3 separate regions of the Homo sapiens genome follow, and all the other regions are linked to region 1. A link is a loop called in an ENCODE intact Hi-C map of the cell type or tissue named here. Cell type or tissue: ascending aorta. All regions are shown on one strand.

What was found. Peaks named below come from ENCODE experiments on the same cell type or tissue, not always from the same donor. Only the 100,000 strongest peaks of a DNase experiment are listed, where the experiment ranks them.
Region 2: it touches region 1 in a loop (2.8-fold over the local background); 2 of 110 quality-filtered maps call a loop at or near these places.
Region 3: a loop joins it to region 1, with 3.0 times the contacts of the local background. A loop is called at or near these places in 4 of 110 quality-filtered maps.

Annotation. Positions count from the first base shown.
Region 1 is chr2:106,882,233-106,890,232 of GRCh38, reverse strand. It overlaps ST6GAL2 (ST6 beta-galactoside alpha-2,6-sialyltransferase 2), which reads left to right and starts at 4,066. Exons shown (of 6, transcript NM_001142351.2): 1 at 4,066-4,140. LOC124907864 (a long non-coding RNA gene) reads right to left here and starts at 3,700. Exons shown (of 2, transcript XR_007087169.1): 1 at 3,126-3,700. In ascending aorta, CTCF peaks have their summits at 4,132 and 7,333; DNase peaks (open chromatin) are centred at 2,662, 3,012, 4,102 and 4,667; H3K4me3 peaks cover 6,058 bases; H3K27ac peaks cover 4,926 bases.
Region 2 is chr2:107,929,387-107,937,386 of GRCh38, reverse strand. No RefSeq gene overlaps it. Among named protein-coding and RNA genes, the nearest start is that of SLC5A7, 53 kb to the left of the region's middle. In ascending aorta, CTCF peaks have their summits at 413 (motif pointing left) and 4,199 (motif pointing right); no DNase peak of the experiment used is centred here.
Region 3 is chr2:106,992,038-107,000,037 of GRCh38, reverse strand. No RefSeq gene overlaps it. Among named protein-coding and RNA genes, the nearest start is that of ST6GAL2, 110 kb to the right of the region's middle. In ascending aorta, no CTCF peak of the experiment used is centred here; a DNase peak (open chromatin) is centred at 4,467; H3K4me3 peaks cover 1,515 bases; H3K27ac peaks cover 1,758 bases.

The sequences.
Region 1 (8,000 bases):
TAGAGAAAGTGGTCCTGAAAGTTTCTATCGGTGAGTTTTCCCATCTGTAAAATAATCTATAGTTTTATTGTGAAATTTGAGTGGCATAATGAATGGGAGAAAAATATATTTATATGAACAATAGGTAAGAGAAATAAAATAGCCCAGATTCACCAATGGTGGAGTTAGAAGATATTTATTCTTCATCCCTGTCCCACCTGAATGCTTCTCAGCTGAGTAACTGAGCTTCCTGATTTGGTTGATTGTTCATGATGTGCTTCAAGTTCCTGAAACAGGAAGGAATTGTCCCTGTGAAAGCTCAGCTGGTTAGTTAACACAGGGTGAGAAAAGGAGAATTGAGGAACCCTGAATTTAAAAAAAGAAAGAAAGGAAATTCATATTATTATGAGCAAATGGATAACAGCAAGTGGATTTCTGAATGCTGCCTATCTGTAGGAATAAGTTTATTGTGCTTTGTTGTTATTGATGATTTTGTAAGGAAAATAATATTATAGTGCCAGAGGTACTCAGGAATTCCTCATGAATCTACAGACCAATAAAATAATTAAATAATCTGCTCCTTGTGTCTCTGAGTAATTAAACTAAAGGGTGCCAAAATATTTTATTTACCATTACACTTTGACAGAAGCAATCATCAGCATATAGCTTCCTGTATATAAACTGGCTTTGTGGTTCCTTTGGGAAGCAATAGATTTAAGTCGGTTTAGTGACTGTGTATTTACTACCTTGATCATAAGTAATGAACTCAATCCACTTAAAGTTTTACAACAGTAATTTGCATATTTGCCTTAAGATGGTAGTTTTTCTACTTCTATAAAGTTGACTGTTATTTGGACACTTTTATTTAACTCATTAAAATTTCTTTAAGATATCAACTTTGGCAGTATTTACGCAGAAAGGATAGTAAGTGTATAAGATATATATACACTATAAAAAGTGTACAATTTTTTCTGTTTCAAGGTAAAGTGTTTTAATAATGGCCACTGTCATTTATTAATTACTACAATTTATTAGGTATAACATGTCAGGCACTGGGGGAGATGCTTTTAACACATGCTCTCTACTTACAACAAACCTTGAAGATAGATACTATATAATTTTTTTTTTTTTTTTTTTTTTGAGAGGGAGTCTCTCTCTGTCACCCAGGCTGGAGTGCAGTGGCACCAGCTTGGCTCACTGCAACCTCCGCCTCCCAGGTTCAAGCGATTCTCCTGCCTCAGCCTCTCGAGTAGCTGGGACTACTGGCGCTTGCCACCACGCCCGGTTCATTTTTGTATTTTTAGTAGAGACAGGTTTCAACATTATGGCCAGGCTGGTCTCGAACTCCTGACCTCGTGATCCGCCCGCCTCGGCCTCCCAAAGTACTGGGATTACAGGTGTGAGCCACCGCGCCAGGCTGAAGGTAGGTACTATTACATCCATTATACAGAAGAGAAACAGAAGCCCACAGACTTTGCAACCCCCTCTGCGCCCCTCTACTATTAAGAAGGTGAGTCTTTCTGCAGTATTTCCTTTCTCTATCCCCACCAGCTATGGGTCTCTATCAGGTTGTTTGTTTCTGTTTTGTTTTGGTCACTTTTAACCACACTGTATGTATTTCACATTTATAAAATATAATTTTTCTTTTTTTTTTTTTTTTTTTTTTTTTTTTTTTTGAGACGGAGTCTCGCTCTGTCGCCCAGGCCGGACTGCGGACTGCAGTGGCGCAATCTCGGCTCACTGCAAGCTCCGCTTCCCGGGTTCACGCCATTCTCCTGCCTCAGCCTCCCGAGTAGCTGGGACTACAGGCGCCTGCCACCGCGCCCGGCTAATTTTTTGTATTTTTAGTAGAGACGGGGTTTCACCTTGTTAGCCAGGATGGTCTCGATCTCCTGACCTCATGATCCACCCGCCTCGGCCTCCCAAAGTGCTGGGATTACAGGCGTGAGCCACCGCGCCCGGCCATAATTTTTCTTTTTTTAAAAAATATCTGTGTAACACATTGTTCATTCAGGCAGTTCCGCAGAATTCCATGTGTCAGACATAATTAATACAATTGGGGAAATACTGAGTAAGCGTTTTCGGCCCACACTTTTGTTTGAACACAGTGCATTATACCCACTCGATTTTAGTTTAATTCCCGTGCTGTTTTACATTTCTGTAAACTCTTTGAGGGAGTTCTGGGCGCCCACTGTCTAGCTCAGAGTTCCAGGCTAAGGTAGGCACTAATGAATGCTGAATGAATTGGGTAGCCAGTTAATTGCTTTTTCCCCCCTAAAAAAAAAGTCTAAATTACTTGAATAAAAGTATTTGCGGATTTTTAAATAATACATTTAATGGCAGATCTCTGTCTCCAAAACGTGTGTCCTTCTAGCGACTGAGGGTGTGGGGTGGGGTGAGGGGTGACTAACCAGTCCCCCTGAGATGGGCCCAACCTTAGCAATATTATCCATCTACCTGGGATTCCCCTACACCTGAACAGCTCTTTGGGTCCGCGAGAGAACCAGCGGGGTGGGGCACCCAATGCCAGGAGTGCGCGCGGAGAGACACGCTGAAGTTCACAGGAGAGTATTTACCAGCAAACAAAGGGCGGCGCGGTTTGGGGTCCTAGGACCAGCTGCCGCCGTCTCGAGAAAACGCAAGGGCCGCGGTGACAAGTGGACATTCCGCACGCGACCAGACCGACACTCGATGGGCACCTCCCCGCGGCCCCGCCCGCAGGCTCCAGCTGCCCAGCTCGCAGCCGCCCACTGGCTCCGGAGGCTGCTTCAACCACTTGTCCCGCCGGCTTCTACCCCAAGAACTTTCCGTCCCTCTTGGGGTTGGGGACCGGCAGTGTGGAGGGGCGGGCAGGTGGGGGTCTCCAGGGAGCACCGTCACCGGACTTGGCGAGCTACCCTTCCCAAATGAAAGGTGGCCCGCTCCCAAGTCCATCCCATATCCTTAGAGAAGCTCTGGGAGCGAGGGCCAGGCGGCAGTGCGGAGCCTGGTTGAGCGAGATGAACAAAGGGAGCTAGCGAGCCGGGGAGGATGCTGCGCTCCCCTGCGCCCCACCCAGCCGGCTGCCAGGCGCTGCCAGGCGCGCAGGTAGCCCGGCCTTCCGCGCTGGCGGGGGGAGGTGTTGGACAGGGTACACAAAGACTCACTTCCGCCGGGGCAGGCGCCGGGACTCCCTCCTGGCCGCCCACAGCCTGTGCGCATTCCTGCATTCCTGCCGCCGCCCGGGACCCGAGTGCCCCGGAGGTGTCCAGGCGCGGTGCCAGGCGGGTACTGTGCAGGTAACCTTCGGAAGAACTAGGGCTGGATGGAGGCGGCGGCCGGGGAGAAACACGCCTTTTTAGGCAGCCGTGCTGCCCCGCACCGCCCCACGCAGCCCAAGTCTGCAGTCACTCTCCGCGACAAGCAGAAATCCGCGCGCAGCCAGGGAGCGCCCCGCCTGCGCTCGCCGGCGGGCCGAGCTGCCGGGCCGGGGGCGCGGGGAGGGGGCAGCCCAACTTCCCAGTGCCCGGCTCCCGCCAGCTAGGTGAGCCTGGAGCGGGAAGGATGAAAGGGATCGCGGAGAGGGAGGGGGCTCTGGGGCGAGCGGAGCTCGGGGGCGGGGCGCGGCGCAGCCTCGGTGCGTGGGCCGGGAACCGCCGCCTCTCCCCGGGGCTCGGGGCCGCGGTTCCTCTGGCCGCGGGAGCCGCCGCCGCGCTGCCCGAAACAATGAGGCGTGCAGCGCGGGGCTGAGCGTAGCCTCCCGCCGGCTTTGAGGCCGAGCCACCCGCTGTGCCCCGCCGCCCGCGCTTGCAGCTGCCGCCGGCGCGGAGCAGCGCTGGCCCCGGAGAGGTGATCCCGCAGGCCGCCTGGGACGGGAGCGCGGGGCAGCTCCGAGACCCCACGGTGGCAGGAGGAGGACTCGAGCCTGCGGCAGGACGACTCCCGCCGCGCACTCGCCTTCTGCAGCCCCCAAGTTCCGCGGCGTGAGTCGGGGACCCCGGCCAGGGTCCCAGCTCTAGCGGGCGCCAGCGTGAGTGTGGGAGCGCGTAGCGCGCGCACCCGAGCGGCTGCCGGGGAATAAAATGTGACACGCACGCCTTGGACTCCAGTGCCGCGCTGCCAGGGGGAGCACCGAGCACCACGGTGTCGTGCGCTTCGAGGCGCGGCGTGGGAAGAAGGCTGGTAAGGGAGGGCACTGGGTAAGGGTTGGCGACGCCTTTCTTGGTGGCGCTGCAGCCTCCGCGCTGCTGTGCGCGGAGTTACACTCCGTGTTTAGGAGCGAGACCCGTGTGTGGGGAATGTTGAAGGTGGTTTGGGGAAAAGCAGGAAATTCTGGAGAAGCGAACGGGAGGACGGCTTGCGCTTTGGGGACGGGCGGATACAGTTGTGCCCCTGTGGCTCAGTAAAGGTGATCTTTTATTTTGGCTCTTTTGGCTCTGGAAGGGAGTGAAGATTTTTGTCTTTCTTCAGCCAACCCCCGTACAAAACTGCACTTCTTAAAGGTTAAAGTGTGTTCTGTTCATTTCTGGTTCTCTGTGGCTATAATGTTTGGGGTAGTAGGGATCTTTAGAATCCTAAATACCCGAGTGTTAATTCTTATGTAGTTGGCAGGCGGCAAACTCCGCTTTTGGGTTTACTTTCCGCGGTGTTACGGAGTGGATATTTGATGCATTCTTTTGAGTAGGGAGTGTGACGTCCATCTCATTCGGATTTGCCGGTTCTGTGTTGGGGGACTGAGTGAAGTTAAACTCAATGGCTCCCGCAAGTGCTGCCTTCCAAAGAGCTGAATAGCTGTGTTTGGAGAAGCTGTGCTTTCCAGGAATTTAAATGAGACTTTTTGTGATTGCCTTCCAGGTCTCTCCTCCTAGTACCATATTTGTTTTGTCAGGCTGAACTTTCAAAGCTGTTTTGTAATCTGAGAAGCACTTTTGGGGGGAAAGTAATGCTTGGCTGGATTTTTGTGAACTTATTTTTATTGGACATGCGAAAAATTTGGCGAGAGGCAAACCATATTTGGTTGAAATCATTGTCTTTTGCACCACTGCCGTTCTGACCATAAAGGGGCATGCTGACCCTCCTCGCCGAGGACTGCCTGCTTGGGTGAGGGGGGTCTTTGGTGGGCTGGAAGCACATTTTGTATTTAGAGAACTTTCTGCACACTTGAAAAACCCCATGCTGGTTACTTTGATGCTTCCCTTTTTTGAAATTCTGATCAACATTTTTTGCCAACTTGAAATATAATTTATGACCAAGGAAGAATTCCAATAAAGTGAAGTGCTATATATATATGATGTATATGTATATACATACACATATGTATATATGTGTGTGTGTGTATGTATATATATATATATATATATATATATATGCGCTGCAAATTTAGGGTTAAAACTTTTTTTAAAAGGAAAACTGATGTGTGGCCTTGAACCTGTTTTTACCCACTCTCCTTCCCCCATTATTTTTCTGGAACTGACAACCAAAATTTTTATATACCACTTGAGGAATTTTGTACTAATGCATTAAAAGAAACTGTTGGCAAAGGTGAATGGATATTGTGCTCAAAACTGATGAAAGTCTAAAATAATAGGTGAAGTGCCTTGAATTTTACTGCAAAGTTAAAAAGGCACTCTATCCAATTTTTGCCGCAATAGATACAAATGGTAGCATCTTACATTTTTGCTTGGTGCTGTGAAAGCTTCTGGAGTTTTGAGTTAAATGTCTTGTAGAGATTGTGATAGGAGTCACTGCTTTATATGGAGTACTGAGCTCCACAGTTTAGAGAGGCTTTGGATGGATACTCCTGGAAAGAGTGAGGTCAGAGCAAGGACCAACATTTGGTGAGTTTGCTATGTGGTGCACAGGATCTAGGAAGCAAGGATACAAAATTCAGGATTTTTAGACTAGAGGATTCAAAGTTGAGACAATTTAACATTTGAAAATATGTGAATGATTTATTATGCAGAAGAGGGCAGTTATCTGTGTTGAGTTTCTGATGAGGATAATTAAGAGGGAAAAGGTTTACTCTGTGGGGTGAAGACATAAGTTGAGTCTAGGGAGTTGTGGCCAATCCAGCCAGCAAAGATTAAATAGCGAAGGGACTGCTGAAAAAATTCCTGTACGTGCTTGTTTCTGGAGGTTCCACCCCCCCACCCCCGAGTTTCTCTTCTTTCTGAGATGATTTCAGTGTGTGAGGCTCTGGTCTATTGCTTATACTGATACTGACTGAAATTTTACCCTCCAGGTTTAGAATTTATCCAAGCATTTCTCAAATGATTAAATCTTTTCTGAAAGACAAACTGATTTCTAGGCTTCTGCCACTCCTTCTTAGGTAAATAAATGATAGGTTCCTTTCCAAAAACTTGGAGATATTTGTCCTCTGGGAAGCTCTTAATTAGTTTGCAGATTGCTACCTCATGGGTGAGACTTTGAATAAAAATATCTTATGCATGATAATAAGGACAGTCTTTGTTAATGCATTTGCTCTTTAAATGTATTGTGTTATTCCTGATTGATTGAGTTTTTTCTTTTCCTGGATTTTCTGTAATATGATCTTAAAATTTAATTGCTTAAATTAAATTAAGTACTTAATTCAGCATGCATAAATGTCTAAGGGAATCAGATAGTACCCTCATGGCAGGTGTATGTTAAGCTTTGATTTTCTAAGCATTGAAATCTGAAATCTCATCCCTTAAAAAAAATGGGATGAAATTCCCAAATGACTATAAAAGTAACAATTGCATATAATTATATACTAATTTTGGAAAGTGGAAGGGAAACACAGATGCATATTTGCACAGAAATTTTCAATGTTCTTACACCAATTTTTGATATCAATGCCAAACACTGAATGGGCTGTAGATGACCAGCCACTGTTAGTGGATTACCACATTTTCAGTTTAATATACCTACCATTTTTCCGAAAGCTCTCCTTCCAACTTTTGAGAAATTTCTTTCTAAATGTTATTAAGTACACAATGCGAAGATATCAGTGTTAGAGAAACACGGATTTATTATGCCCCTTACAAAATTTGAAATTTACCCTTGCTTGGTCCCAGCCACCTCCCACCCCTCCCATTGAATTGATAGGGGAACAGTTGCAATTCAAAATACTTGGCATCTACCTAGTCCACAGGTGAAATACATTTAAAGGGGATGAAGTATGACCTGGGCAGTCCTAAGGCTTTGCAGGAGTTGGTGATCTGGTCCAGCTCCAGCATTGGTCCTAGCCCTGGTGAAAGCAGGGTCCCAGCAGTTGTGACTATTATCTTCACTTTGCCACCTGCAGGTTCCTGATTATCCCACAGTACCCAGGGCCTACTGGTTGGTTGGGAGAATTGTTCTGTGTATGGAAATGACATCAGAGGCATGCTGCCCACTGCGGAGGACTTCTATCTGGACGGAACTGTTCTGTGCCATCCTGGCTTCTGCTGCCCTCTGTGGTCTTGTCTAGGGAAGAAGTCCAAATTGAAGGCATGCAGTGGCTTTACAAAGCTAGAAGCATGTGAAGGCTAGGTTTGTAGTTTTGCACTGGACTTTCTTAGAGAGCAAAGGAAAGCTATTGGCCAGTGCTTCTGCAGCGACCAGCACTGGAGAAAGACAGCCTTATCAGAGCTCAGTTTCCAAGGCTGGAAAAGGAAGGCTTATATTAAATCCTTTCCCACATGTCTTCTGGTGTGAGATTCCACAAAACTGATAATTGTAAGTTGTGGCATACTTAAAAGCTAATTCCTGTGCAGCCTCAGGAGATGGTAGTAATTCAAAGAATAATAATAGTAACTAATTTGCACTTATGATGTACTACATCCTGCCATTTGCTTTGCACAGATTATCAAAGTGTACTTTAGCCACAATCCTGGGAGGTATCATTGTGCCCATTTTACAGGCGAGAAGACTGAACCTCAGGAAGGTAAAGTGCCTTGGCAGAACTGGGATTTGAACCTGTGTCTGGGTGTCCAAAACCCATGCTATTAGACTGAGATCCCCTCAACAGAGGAAAACAAGAATGACAACTCCTGTAATTGTGTGGGGCCAGAGACCAACTA
Region 2 (8,000 bases), 1.0 Mb before region 1:
AGCTTGATTGAAGATGAAACTCCCAGTTTTAGTCTGTGAAACAAAAATCAGATCCTTTTCAAAAACAAGCTTTTTAATGTTAATTGTGAAACATTATTTGTAAGAATTTTCACATTAAATAACATGACCTTGCCATGCTAGCTCGAGTTCGTTAACTCACACAGCAGAAACATTCATGGAAACAGCTTCAAATTCCTACCAGCTCTCAGCAAGTCCTCCAGATCACCCAGTCTCATATCCTTACCCCAAAGAATGAACAAGTATACTCTGCTGACATTAAGAGAATCCCTAATTGCTCCTATGAATAGTGAATTATCAATAGGATGTAATCAAGGGGATTCTGATTTTCTAGCCACTTGTTTTAAATTGTTTGTTGGGGGAGGGGGCAAAAAAGAAAAAAGGTATCACGTCGCCCTCTGCTGGTGAACCCACATAATTAATGAAAACAGGTTAAGATTTGGGAAAGATAAAATATTTTACTACTGTTTACTAAATCAAAGGTCCTGGGTGGTTCCACTTAATTATGTGAAGATAAGTTTAAATCTTGACATAATTTTATTATATTTATTTTAAATTTTATTGCTTAGCTTTTGTATAGTCTATTTTTAATGAAAGCAAGGCCATCACAAACAACTACCCCAGGTTGGCATCGTTGGGTGTATAAAGGAAAAGAAGGTTTTTCCCATTCTGTCTCAAATCATGTGATCTGGCTTTGTAGATTAGCAAAGTCTTGAGCACTACTTGAAATTGACTTGAGAGACTCAGAGGTATGAAGAAAATACTTCAGCATCAACTGTCAGATAAGGCCACAAGCTCTCTTAGTAACAGCAACACAGTATGAATTTAGCAAATCACTTATTGTCTCTTGGTCTGTATTTTCTCATTTATAAAAAAATGAGTTAGAAGGCCTAGCAGATCTCTAGGTTTTAAAAGATTGTAAATCCATAGTTTTTTATTTTATTTTATTTATTTATTTATTTATTTTTTTGAGACGGAGTCTCGCTCTGTCGCCCAGGCTGGAGTGCAGTGGTGCGATCTCGGCTCACCGCAAGCTCCACCTCCCGGGTTCACGCCAATCTTCCTGCCTCAGCTTCCCGAGTATCTGGGACTACAGGCGCCTGCCACCACGCCTGGCTAATTTTTTGTATTTTTAATAGAGACGGGGTTTCACCGTGGTCTGGATCTCCTGACCTCATGATCCTCCCGCCTCGGCCTCCAAAAGTGCTGGGATTACGGGCATGAGCCACCGCACCTGGCCCATCGTTTTCTATTTTTAAAATTTTAAGTATACATTTAATGAAAAGCGTAAGCTCCCCCCCAACTTTTTTTTTTTTGGACGGAGTCTCGCTCTGTCACCAGGCTGGAGTGCAGTGGTGCGATCTCGACTCACCGAAACCTCTGCATCTCGGGTTCAAGAGATTCTCCTGCCTCAGCCTCCCGAGTAGCTGGGATGACAGGCACGCACCACCACGCTCAGCTAATTTTCTTTTTTTTTTTCTTTTAGTAGAGATGGGATTTCACCATGTTAGCCAGGATGGTCTCGATCTCCTGGACCTCGTGATCAGCCCGCCTTGGCCTCCCAAAGTGCTGGGATTACAAGCATGACACACCGCGCCCGGCCAGCCCTCTCTTTTAAAGAACTGTTTCCCCTTTGCTCAGCCCCACTTAGAAACAGGTGGAGCAGCGTGTTCCCTTCATAAGCCACCAAGAAGACCGCAAGCTCAGACTCAGGGAGAGCAGAAGGAGGCCCATCCCATGCTCTGGGAACAAACAGTGCTGTCAGAGGGTGGGTCCCATAGAATTTTGTGAATTTGCTGGTCTCTCTCCGGTCCTGTACAGACACATTTCCTTGTGTTACCACATTGGCCTATAAGAAGCTGCCCACCTTCCTCCTGTCAAACTTTAACTCTCTAATCATCCCTTTTGAATCAATTTTCAAAAAAAATACCAAAGGTCAGTAAAAGATACCACTATCCCTCCAGGTTATCTCCCAAATACCCAGGAATCAACTGAAAATCATTCTGTCTCTCATATCTGCACCATATTGCTCTTCTGTGACCTCACTTTCTCCATCTCTGTCATCTCTCTAGTCTAAGCCACCATTGTCTTTAGCCGGAGCTCCCGAGCGGCCTCAGATCCGGTCTCTGCTTTCACTCTTGCCCTCTCCTCCGACTGTCCATTCTCCACTTATCACCAGCCAGTGTGGCTGTCTTCAGAGGTAAATCAGGCTTTGTCGTCTCCTACTTATTAACTTCCTTCAATCACTTCCACTGCACTTAAAATACACCCCAAACTCCTTATCCCCCTCTGGCCCTGCTTACTTTTCCAATCTCTCCTGATGCACCTCCCCACAATCCATGCATTCCACCCACTGACCTTCCTTCTCTCCTTCAGGCTCAGTGCTTGTCCTGGCCATACCTTTTGCAGGGGATGCCTCCCGTCCCACCTCAACTTTTTACTTGCCTGCTCCTTCTTCATGTTCAGTTCTGAACTCACGTATCAGTGCCTCAAAGAAGCTGTCTGTGACCAGCTTCTGCATGCTCCCCTCACCCTGTCCCTTTCACCTTTTAACATGTCACCCTATTTTCTAGGGCTTATTGTAAGCCAAACTCCCTGGTCAGTAAGCCACTAGTTTGTTCCCTGTCTCCCAGCTGGAAGCTCCTGGAGGGTAATAACCTTGACTCTCCAGTTTTCCTGCTGTGTTCAAGAGACCTAAAAGAGTTAAAAAAAAAAAAGTGCTCCATGTAAGCACTCAATGAGATTTTACTTGATAAAGGAATGCAGAAACAATGGAAGATACTGATCTTAGCATCCTGTGAGATTCAGAACTATTGAACTTATAATTATTGCCATTCTTGGAGGCTGACTTGGAGACTAGTCTATAAAGTCTCACTCATGTCTTCAGGTCTTTCCTGGGCACCTTATGGCAGATGGGTAGCTCATGTGTCCCTCATCTAGGGAAACTCCCTGTGTTTTTCCCCGCTGTTCCCTCTCCACCTGTGTTTTCTCTTCTGTGTGTTTTCATATCCACTGTGTTTACTTTTTATCTTCTATCTTATTACATAGTATTGCTATTAATGAAATATATTTGTGACTTCTCTGCTAGACTGAATGTCTTGGTAGTAAAGGTCACTTTTAATTTGTTTCTGAAGGCTTAGGAAAGCCTCTGTACAATATATATGACAGATAAATGGTGCGTAAGTAAATGTGAAAGTGTACTAAAAATCAGAATCATGGTGTTTCTCAATGACAGTATGGCAGGACGTATAACACGGAATGCCCTTGAATAATTTGAAGACTATCACAGTTTATAAACAAAGTTAATGTGTAAAGCCATGGCACATGATAACTGTAATTAAATAACACTGAAATATTATTTGATGCTATCAACATCTCTACCCCTAGCAAGCTTTTCCGTCTTGTTTTGCTGTAGACCTCCACCCTTATCTCCATGATGCCACTGTAATCTCTGATTCTGTGCTGGGAAACCCATCCTTTTAAGGTGCTTATAATTGAGAGCTTGTAAACATGTCTTTAGTGAAGCCTTCCTAGTGTCATTTAAAGTGGACATTTTCACCCGTCCTCTCACTCACACACTTCACATGTAATATGAGTGCATAATGCAAGTGCTTTTGTGTTCCATTTTTCCTTTCTGTCAACTTGTAGCTCAGACATTTGATAGGAACTTGTTGAATGTGATTGGCATGTAGTTCAGCTTCTTCTGTTCCTGTAAGATTTGTCCTTATCTTGAGGAGCTTGGCAGAAAGCAGGGGCCACGATTTCCTGACATTGTGTCGTCTCTTCTCTGCGTTCCCTTGATCTTTTAGAGGGGCATAGGCATCACGTTTCCTGCATTCCTAGGAAAAACCACCCAGTTCTGAAGAGCCAGCTCTGTCTCCGAAAAGCTTGACCAGTGCTGATCATAGTTGCTCTACTGTAGTATCTTGACTGGATATTCCCAATTTATTCTACACTACTTCTAAAGATCTCATTATTGGTATTCTAAAAAAAAAATGCACAAAACAGAAGATAAAGATAATGCCCAAACTAAGAGAAATATAGGACTGACGAGCAAGTTACCTTGCCATTTAGCGTGAGGAGCCTGGAGTTCCCTGTATTTTTTCTTCTTCCAATTTAAACTTTTAGCCAAACCAGTTACTTGGGTTTCTTCTGCTTTGCTGCATTTGAATCAGTAGAGGGAGGCAGAGGAAAAGGCTTCAAAGAAACTAAGACAGAAATTACACAGAAAACTCAATATCTGTGTAGGTTAGTATTCTGTACCTTTTAAAAGACAACTTTGAGCCCAAATGTCAAATCTAATGGTGAAGCAAATTAGAATGCTTGTTTTTCCAGGCCCTCATCTTGAGGATAAATGTATTACGGATAATTTAGTAAATGCATTCATTGGCTAGGAGTTGATTGCTGATTGAATTTGATGTCTTCTGTTTTTGTGTCAATTAAAGACATTCACAAATAATTATTTTGTTTCTTCTCGTCTCCTTTCAACTGAGTTTTCACTGGAAATATCCCGAGAAAATCAATTCCTTACTGGTCTCCCAAATTTCCTCTTATGGACAGTAGAATAGCATTTTTAAAGTTTTGAAGTTGGCATTAAGCCATGAACATTGCTAGGAATCAAAGCATATAGTTCTGTTCATCTACCATATGAGCTAATGTGGCAATGTGCCAATTACATAGCCAAATCCTCCCCCTTATCCCTTTTAGGGAGTGGATGACTCAATCTTTATATTTTAAAAAGAAAGAGATCTTAATGCTTCTGGCCACAGAGTTGTGCCTGAGATTTGAGTTCCCTTCTGTTATTTCGCTGAGCCTGCCCATGAGCCTGCCCATTCAACAGTCCCTACACCTCTGTCTCTCTGAAAAGGAATCTGAAAATGGTAGGGTGGCTCTGTTTCTCAAAAAATAAACAAATAAATAGCAATGACTGTACTTACTCTGAATGTAGTGACATGGTTGACTTTAGGCAAGATTCTGAGAAGGTGATATTTCTCTTCAATGTATCTCCTTTCTTTTCCTCTCCTAGGTACCCACAGAGAGAAATATCTCTCCCTCTCTCTCTCTCTCTCTCTCATCCTAATAGCTCTAGGTTTGCCCTCTGCAATCCAATATTCCAGTCTGCATTACTCTTGAATCATTTAGACATATTGATTTGATAGCCTGCATTGTAACAGGAAGGCCATTATGTATGAAATAAACGTATATTGAGTTGGTTCTAAAGTTTTACTCTGTGACCCCTTCAATCAGAGCTCCTTCCACCCCACATTCCTAGGGCCTGTGTCCCCAGTACGGATCTGTAAGTACTGGGATACCAGCCAATATATACTGTGATCACTGATTGTTCTTTTTGGAGTATTATTCCTTGCCCTGGATCTGTGTAAGTTTTCCCAGAAAGACTCATCTGTTCTGTAGCTCATTTCTCCTAAAACACAGCAAGCAGCCTTATGTTAATACATGTCAAGGTATAAATGATTCATCAAGCCTTGACATATGACTTTTTAGGGGTTTTGTAGGTTTGTGGGATCTTTCTGGCTACATAGGCATTTTTACCCAGAGGGCTACATGTTGGACAGTTAAATTCTGAGCATGAGCAAGCCACAAAGCAATGTTCCTTGTTCTTTGCTTTGTTTCTCAGGCTTCTCCCTGTGCATCTCTTCTCTCTGTGTTCAAACTCAGGCAAAATGCATGATCTCAGTGTGTCTCTCTCTATGCGAATACAGAAATGAGTAGTCTGGATGAAATGTGCTCTTCTTTCCTTTCACATCCCGGCACTGCAAAGCCTTGCCCAGTTCTGTCTCAGATATAGGCCAAAGCCTTCTACGAAAGTATACAAAACTGGCCCATAGATTAAAAAGTCCTCTGGGCCTCTTCTTTAATCTCCCTGGGGTAGTGAGGCAAACACATCTGGAATGGGCTTTAAATATCTGCAGAGAGTTCTGTTTAAAGAAAGACTGTGAGCAAGCGAACACGGTTCCTGCCCTCTGCCTCTCAGCTTTAAGAGGAAATGGAAAGAACTGAGGCAGGAGAAAATGGCAGGCCTCTCCCTCAGGCAAGAGTCACCACCTGGAAGCTGAATTGTGAAAAGCAAACCTGGTGTTTTCTCCTTTCCCTTTAATTACAGAACAACCAGCATTTCATTTCAGTGTGCAATGGAATACTGTTCCTCTTTCATTAAATATGTACGTTCCATCAAATATGGATAAGCAATGGGCCTTGCTAGGGAACAGTGAGTTACAGTTTTCCAGTCTGGCCTAAATTATTTATGTTGGTTTTATGATCTAGAAAGCAAATGTATGCATTCCTAATACTCTTTCTAGATGTTTTACATTTTCCAAGTAATATGTAACAAATCCTTTCATTTCAACCATGAAAAGCCATAAGCCTATTTAGTACATTGCAGAAATGAGTAAGCCATTATTATAAATCAGAACCCATAGCCAGATCCACACAACTGTCCTCCATGTATCCCTTCATGTTTGACCCATTCTGGTTTGAATTTTCTGTTGACTCTACCACTGTGGCTTATTGGTTTGATATACTGTTATCTTTCTTAGGCACAGGAGGTGGAGTTCACTTAAAATACAAGTAAACTAATTGTGGCTTCTGTGCAGAAATGATAGATAGAAACTTTAAAACGTGTAGTCTTTAGTGAGAAAAAAAAAAGCAAGCAAAGAGAAACAGTAATTCATATAATCATAAAATGTGATTAAATCTAGCACTGTGAGTTAATTTAAAATACTACCCAGTGTAATCAATATTTTATTTTTATGATCTCATAGCGGAAAATGTGTTTTCTTTGCTAGAAGCTTTGTAGTTTTATTGGCTATGTCTAGGTTTATAAAAATGTGAAACATATTTGAAAAAAAAACCCTTTCCCCCATCCTAATAATCTAAAACTGAAATTTAAAATGTAGATGATTAAACATACTATCTCCTATATGGAATCATATCAAATCAAAAGTCATGTATCATTTCTGGGGTTACTAATGAGGAGGAATACTAGGGCATAGATTTCATTGCTTTTATTAAACTAATGAATATTTTATTCCTGAGAGTATTTACATTACACGTAGGATACATATTCTCTGCAGATGTATTTAGGTTATTCAATATTTAACAACATTCTTCTTTTTATGACTCCCTTCATGTGTATGTGTAACTAACATTTATATAAAGCTTTACATTTGTAAGACAGTTTCAAAATGCATTATCTCATTTCATCTTTAGCATAGCTTTGAGGTAGGAATCACTAGCCACATTTTACAGATGAGGAAGCAGGGACTTGGAGAGATTAAATTTCCTTGCTAAGCTTACACAGGGTAGAAAGTGGCAGAGTGGGACACGAATCACAAATTCAGGTCCAGGTTTTGAGTCTGGTGCACTTCGGCCCCTGCAAATGCCATTGCCTTTTGAAGCTTTCTCATCTCAAGGATGATATGCAGATTTACAGGTAGCCCATGTATTCTTACTTTTTCCTCACTTCTATATCTAAAATTACCTATTTGTTATTGGGGCAAAATGTAAAATGAGTACAAAATTTCCATTTTAAAATTTTACCAAACTAGTTCCACACTCAGCCCACATTCTGCTCTTATTGAGATGGCTTTGCATCTGCTTGTCTCCTCTGCTGGCATGTGAATTCCTAGAATGCAGATGTATTATTATCTTAATCCTTGCTATGCCTAGATCAGTGCTTCATATACGTATAGTTGATGTTCAAAAATGTTTGTCATTGATAATGCAGAAAAAGCTAAGATAAAGCTAATGTTCTCTGGATGCTAAGCTATATCTAGCTTCCTTCCATTTGTTGAGTTGAAAATTTTATGCCAAACATACAAACAATTTGAAACCAATTAAACTAATTATTAAAACTAGACTCTTTTTACTGTATCTTAGATTTAATAAAAATTTACATGTTGATGAAATTACAGTTGAAAGAGGTCTTAAAGATCCATTTTGCTTATCTGTTTTCTGAGATTATT
Region 3 (8,000 bases), 110 kb before region 1:
AAAGCAGAGAATTTTATTGAGTGATGGAAATGGCTGTCAGTGGAAAGGGGAGGTGAAGAGGGGACAGGAAGGGCAAGTGGTCTTCCCAGAAGTCAGGTCATCTTCTCCCCGAAGTCCAGCTGTCTCTTCCCTGACATCGAGCCGTCTCTCTTCTCCAAAGTCTGGCCAACTCTCTCCCCTACCAACTGAGTCTGGGGTCTTTATAGGCATAGGATGGGGGTGGGGCAGGCTGTAGTTAGTTTTGGAAACGGCAACATTCGATTGATAAAAAGACATTATTCGGAAAGAACCAATCGGGAGAGAGCATGCAAACAGGAATAGAAGTTCTCACTTCTGGCTGCAGGTTTCAGACTACTTTGGCTTGAAGGTGGGGTTTCGCTGTGGACCTGCCCCTGTCTGCCTAAAATCTCCCTGCCTCCTGTCTCTATCACCAGGTGTTAACAGTCTAGGAACAGCTTAGCAAGGCCCTCCGATCAGGGTCTTGTAAGGCTACAATCAAGGTGACAGCTAGAGCTGAGGTCTCATCTGATGTTTAGGGTTTGCTCCCAAAGGCATTGTTCGTCAAATTTGTTTCTCACTTCCACAGAATGCATATCAGCTTCAAGGCCAGGAGGAGAGACAGTATTTTAAAGAACCTGATTAGGACAGGTCTACTCAGGATCATCTCTCTTTTAATTAACTCAGAATCAATTGATTGGGGACCTTAATCACATCTGCAGAATCCTGTCACTTTTGCCATATAAGTAATCTAATCGAAGGAGGGACACCTGTGATATTCAGCGGCTGCCCCCATACTCAGGGGAGGGGAAAATACTGGAGGTACACACTGTTGGAGGTTGGAGAGTGGGGATCTTGGGAGCCATGGAGGACTTGACTCTACCATGGAGTTCAACACTTCCTAAAGGCTTTGAGCTCTTTAGCTGTGAGTAAGTAAAGACAGCACTGGTAACAGACAGGGACAAGTTCTATCTTCAGATAGGATGAGTGGTTCTAAATGCTACCTGTACTAGAATCATCCGGGAGCTTTCAAAAATGCTGAGCTAAACCCAAAGACCAGAGACAGTGATATGTTGGTCTGTGATGCTGCCTGGCACTCTAAGACTCCTCAGATGAGTATGCTGTGCAGCCAGGGTTGACAATCTAGCCTTGTAGGAAACATGTTTTCTCCCACTCAGTCCTAATGAAGGAGGCCATTCCAGAAAAAGGAGGGTGGTAACACAGTAGTGGCAGGTTTTGGACTTTACAGTTTGGCAAATGCAGAACAAGTTGCATCGTACAAAACTGTATCTCAGATGATCCTGAGAAAGGGAATCGGTTGGGGCAGATAATTCTTCTCACCACTTTTTTTTTTTTAAGATAAAAAGATGTAAATCTGAGACTTACTCCAGATCACATAGCTGCTAAGGAAAATAGCAAAACTAGGATTCCCCTCTCCATATTTACTGGTTGTCTAACTTTGGACAAATTGCTGAATTCCTCTGCTCCTCACTTTCCTCATCTATAAAAGAAGGGAACTTTAGTGCCCAGCTCAGAGCATCGTTGAGAAGATTAAGAGAGTTGCTTTGTGGAAACAAATGGCTTGAGCCCCAGGCTGAGGGGTCCAGTAACAAGTCCCTGGTGCTCAGAGTTAGAGTAGGACAAAAACTTTGTGACAGTACAGAAGAGCTTGGCCATCCTTGGAGTCTGGATTAGAATTTGTATACAATTGGATTAGATTTCACTGGGAATGGATTAAAAACTAAGGGGGGAAGGGTGCACTGTCTATTTGATATTCTTGATTGGGATTGGCTCTAGGCAAAGGCAGAGTTGAATTTGCTTCAGTATCCAGCTGCCACACGTGTCCTTTTGTCACATCTGAAGTGCTTTTTTATCATCCTCCACCCCGACTCAGACTAGCACCTCACTGATGCTCCTTCTGCCCTCCACCTCCCGAGAATCCATACTCTAAACAATTCCACCCTGGTCCTCACCCTTTCTCACAACTGAATCTAGGTATCATTTGTATAATTACTGTCCCCACACTGCAATATCTAGATCCCTTCCATTTTCAGACTCTAACTCTGCATTCTTAACTACGGACTTGCAGTATGCAGTCCTGCAGCCCATGAGCATCTCAAACTCCACAGCTAAATCTGTCCCCTTCTCAGCAAATGTGCTTTCACCCTCCTCAAGGCCAAATCTGGCACCTGGGGCCAACTTAGAATCCTCCGCTTCCTCACCCAGGTGGCCGAGCTCAGTGGGGTCCTTCCACATATGTGCCCATCTCCTCTGGCCCGTGGACAGTGCTTCAGGTGTTCAGTGATTTCAACAGCCTTCTCCATCTCGAGTCTTACCATCTTCTCTCCAACTGCTTCCTGCACAGCAGGCACAGTCACCCTTGTAAAACATTCCACAAAAGGGGCGATGTCACCTCCCTCTTTAAAAGACCTCATCACCTCTCTGCAGAGTTCCAAAGCTCTCCTCCCTCCCACAGCTTTCCATGGTGCAGTCCCCACAGTGGAAAGCTGTCCTTCCCAGGTCCCCACACCTACCATGAGACCAGTACCATCACAGCTCTGATCTCCCTCTGTTCCTGAGTCCCATCTCCCCTGCTAAACTGTGAGCTCTGTGAAGGCGAGAGTGGCTTGGCAGGTACAATGCCTATGTACAGTATGACTCAGTGAATATTTGTTTTGTTTATTGACGCTACAGTGCAACAAAACCTAGCTTCCCGGGGTATCTGTATTTCAAGCCATAAGCTTTTGAGGTAATGGAATATATTAACTTCTCAGCTCCAAGCTGGATTAATTCCCCTCCTCTGTTCTTCAGTGAGGCACCCATATGTATAGGCCACTTTTAAGACATTGTCTCAATCACGAAAAAATTCTTCAGGGTCAGTATTGTGGTGACCCTTTAACACATGGCAAAAGTATGGACTTTAAGAGAGTCTCAGTCTCTTCCTCTTAGAGCATAGGAAGAACCCAAACTAAAAATGCCCTATAGACTATGGACATCAGAGCAGGGTGATGGCTCTCCTCTGTTTAGAACCACAGAAGAGGAAAACAAGGCCAGCAGGCTGGCTCCCTTGATGTGGCCAAAGGAAGGACCTTCCAGTGGCAAGACAGGTCTCAGAAGCCCAGATTGGGGGCAGAGGAGTGCATGTTGGGGAACACCTGATCCAAGGAGAAGGCAGTGCTATCCATAAAGCTGCTTCATCTTGGTTATGTTTTCCTTCCATTAAAATAAGTAAAAATTTCATCTTAAGCATTTTTCAAAATTCCTTGAGCCAAATCTAGATTCTTTTTGAGGCTTGGGGGAGGCAAGGGAAATGCAGCCTGGTTGAATAATAATTAATGGCGCCCAGAACCACGGCTGTGCACACTGATGTTTTGCAGGAGCAGGTGACTGTGTTTCTGCCGTCTGGCTGAATCTCATCATCATGAGTGCTTTCGGATATAGAGCATGTTTCCAAAAATAAGTGCCCTATATTTCTCAGGGCTGGTAACTGTGCCAACAGCTGCAGCAGAACTAGGCAGGCACTGAAGAGGTTAAGCCAGCCAGCAGCATCTCATCAGTGGCCCAAATAGCTTAATAGCTCCATTTTCTGTGTGTTTCCAGTTCTCACCTACTTCCTGAGCAATTCATCAGGAGTGGAGGGGCATGTGCAGGATCGCCATGTAACGTGAATCCTGATTCCACGTTTGCCTTTTGTGGTCGGCTTTACAAAGTGGAAATGCTTCCAGTCGGTTTTATGACCTGCAGCCACCTGCCGGAGGAAGCTTCTGACAACCAGGCTTTCAAAAAGGCAGGATTGGTTTGTTTGTTTGTCCTGTGGGATCCTCCTCTCTCCTATTAATCTCCAATCAGCTAATGGCATCAAAAGATCGCCCTGGGTAGGAAGCAATGTGATAAAGGACAGGTGAAGGAAGTCAAGGAGAGAAATGATGTGGAAGGCTGGAGGGGAGGCTCCCACCCACAGACACAGGGGCCACAGTCGGCCCTGGACACACAGAACACCTTTAAGAAGGCATAAGAACTGGAAACCTGAAATTACTTTCTTCTGACATTGTCTCTTTCTGGATCTGCTCAGCTGGAAAGCCCAATGCAGAGCGATTTGTCTTTGTTCTGACTTCTGTTGTATTCCATGTAAAGCCATCACCCCAGGAGACTCGAATTTCCTGTGGATGTTGATGTGCCCATATCTGCAGTGACAAATCAGCGAGTAACTTATTTTTAGAGATCTTGTGTTCACCCTGCCAGAAATACCTTTTTTTCAAAAGGGGAAAATAAATTACAAACACGCTTTAGTCATCTCTCTCAGCCGTACAGTGTGAAAAATGTGTGATTTATGACCCTGTTTTCTCACAGCCTATTATATTTCCCTAAGCCTTTCCCCAAGGACTGCTAGGGTTTCCATTAGCCTACATGGCCATTTCAACACACATCACATTGAATACAGTTCCCAGGAAACTCGGCGTTTCTTGGATGGGAGTTGAAGTGTTGCAGGGAGCTCGGGAGGGGTGTGAGAGCCTGAAGCTGCCACAGTGGCCTTCCAGGCACCCAGAACAGCCCTGTACCACTGACTCCTTGACCAGTGCTCTCCTTCTCCTGCCGGGGGACAAGCCCTGCATTGTCTTGGTTCTTAAAAGAACTAGAGGTTAGCTGTGGTGGTTATATGGTGGAGGAATTAACTTGAGACAGGTTGGTTCCAGAAATCTTCAGCAGAGCCCCTTAAGTTAATAAAAATAAATGTGTGTGAGCTCTTTCAGGTTCTATGGTATTTTTAGAGCCTGGAATCCTGTCTGGCTCATAGTAACGTGGCTCATAGTTGCCTATGGTATCAACATGGGTATCATGGATATTCATTGATCGCCTATTAGTGCCCTTCATCACAAACTCTGTGGAAAGTACAGCTACACACTGTCCTTCACTGATTCTATTTTTTATTCATTCAATTAATATTTATCAAGCATCCTTTTCTGTACCAGCTATGGTTAGTCACAGGATCTTCGCTGATGGATGAGACCTAGTCCCCAGGTTGCTCACAATGTTGAGGGAGATACAGATGTAAATAAACATGAATCATGTGCTGAGTCTTGAACGATATTACGCAGAAAATGTTGCAGGGGTAGCTTGGTAGAGAATGACTAACTTGGAGCTAGAGGATTCTACAAACAGTACGATACTTGAATTGGACCAGAGGATAATATATTAGTCAGGGTTCTGCGGAGAAACAGAACCAATTGAATGTGTGTATGTGCATATGTGTGTGCACTGAGAGAGAAAGAGAGCGATGTATTGTAAGGAACTGGCTTACTCTATCATGGGGACGGGCAAGTCCAAAATCTGCAGGGTAGGCTGGAGACTCAGGGAAAACCATCAGTTCCTGTCCAAATGCAGTGTTCTGGCAGAAATCCTTCTTGCTCAGGAGACCTCAGTCTAAGACCTTCAACTTAAGACCTTCAACTAATTGGTTGAGGCCCACTACTTCAGGGAGGGTCATCTGCTGTACTCAAAGTCTACTAATTTAAGTGGTAATCCTCCCCACTGCTCCCATAATCACCTTCACAGAAACATCTAGAATACTGTTTGACCAACTATCTAGGTACTATGATCCAACAAAGCTGACATACAAGTTCAACCATCACAGATAGAGGCAAGACTTGGAAGGTCAGGAAAAGGAAAGACAGACTTTTAAGTTTTTTCACCGCCCTTCCTGGTCTTCAAGATGAACACCACATTCCTTAGCAAGCTAGTCAAGGCCAATCACGGAAGGCCCCTTGGCAGTGTCTTCCAGCCACACATTTGCCACTTCTCCATGTTAGATTCATACACCAGCCAGAGCCAACTACTTGTAGCTGCTGAAGGGGCTCTGTGCACTTGTAGCAGCGGGGGGCACCCTCTTCCCTGGCCCAGCCCACCGCCAGCCTGGACAACTCCCAGAACCCTGTACCCTGGGAAGCCTCCTCTGCTCCCCAGCTGAGTCAAAACCTTAAATTGCAAACCTTAAATTCTACAGTGAGGCATTTCAACTTTATCTCTGGTCAGAGGGAGTCATTAAAGTTTTTTAAGCAGGTCAGATTTTTAACTCAGATCTGGTCTGACTTTCTAAAAAATCACCATGGCAACAGACAAAGATGGATTCGAGGAGGAAGAGGCCACAGGCAGGAGCCAGGTGGTAAGGTAATGAACTCAGGATGGATTCAGGGAGATAAAACATGTATAATCAGGTAGAAAAAATATCAAAGCCAATGTGAAGATCATAAATTTATACCCTCAGAGTTCATGTGAGAGAAAAGAAAATAAGCATTTATGGAAACCCTGCTATGTACCAGAAACTCACACATACCACCTAATTTTATGCTCATAATAGCTCTTTTTAATAGTATAATTACCCATTTTCAAACCCGCAGAAAATAAATTCAGAGCAAAATTACCCTAAGTCCCAAACTAGATTCAATTCAGGTTTCATGAAGTCTGAAGTATTTTTTACAATTTTTGGCACTTCTTGGAGTACAAAATCATAAATATAAAAGTAGATATGAAACTGCACATATACTTAAAATGAGAAAAAAACTACCACTTCATTTTTTTATTTTTATAGATTCAAAGATACAAATGCAGTTTTGTTATATGCACATATTGCCTACTGGTGAAGTCTGTGCTTTCAGGGTACCCATCACCGGAACAGCAAACATTGTACCCAATAGGTAAGTTTTTCAATCCTCAAGCCTCATCCAGCCTCCCTGCTTTTTGAGTCTCTAATGTCTATTATTCCTCTCTGAAATTACAACTTTTAAAAGCAAACCAATAGATCCTAAAACCCAGTAAAATAACATGTTTTCATGAGTTAACTATCAACTTTTGTAATACATTTCCCCAAAATGTTTACGTGTATATTCCTTGATCTTTTCTATCACCATGGTTTTATAATATTTTCTATGAAAAGAATAGAAATATAATTCTACATATTTTTCTCAGCTTATACTTGATGAGGTGAGTTACCCCAGGGAACATTCCTTGAAGTCAATCCCATACTGGGCTAGCAATATATAAAAGCATATAAATAAAAATAAAAAGCAATATATAAAAGCACATAAACATACCCCTCTAAAACTAAATTAAATACATTCCTCACTCAACTTCTTTTAGCTACATCCCAAAATTGATCAGAAAAGAAAGAAAGTTTCTTTTACCTTCACAACTCTATTTTGTAATGTCATGTAAGTTTTTACGATTATTGTCAAATTTGGGAAGATTTTCATCAAGTTTCTTTTTAATATGATCTGCAAGATTTCAGAGCTTTTCAAGTCTTACTCAGTGACTCATCTTAGATTCTCTTTGAATTGTAAATGGTTGGTGCTTCTGGCTCCACTCAGATATGTTCCATGCCAGGCACCATAGGATTTTTTTGCCACAGGACGTCTAGCCCCAAATCCCTTTGTTACTATACCTGGTGAGATGAGTTAGCCCAGGGAACATTCCTCAAAGTCAATCCTATACTGGGCTAGCAATAGCTGACCAATATACAAAACCACATAAACCTACCCTTCTAAAACTAAATTAAATACATCCCTCACTCAACTTCTTAGCTATATCCCAAAATTGCTGGCTGCCCTTTCAATGGCATTTGAAGTGAGAAAACGTATAAGACAGGGAAAGTCAAGTGGAAAGATAAAATGGCCTTATTAACTGAGATGAAACAGCTTGTTTTTGCAAAATTTGAAAAATATGTATCTCAGTTAACATGTTGCTAGAGCTTCTCTCAATACCTTGGAAGTGGCCTATGCAAGAAGGGGCCCCAGTCAAAGTCAAAGTCGATGAGAATCAAGGTCAAATCTAGATCCACTAACTGAAAAGCCCATTCTTTTTCTAAAACTCTGAATAATCCTCAAAGCTACTTTTTAAAAATTTACCTTTTTAGCAATTTTTTAAAGTACTGTTCAGTGGCATTGAGTAAGCTCATATTGTTGAGCAACCACCACTGACATCAGTCTCAAAAGCTTTCATCTCGTAAACTG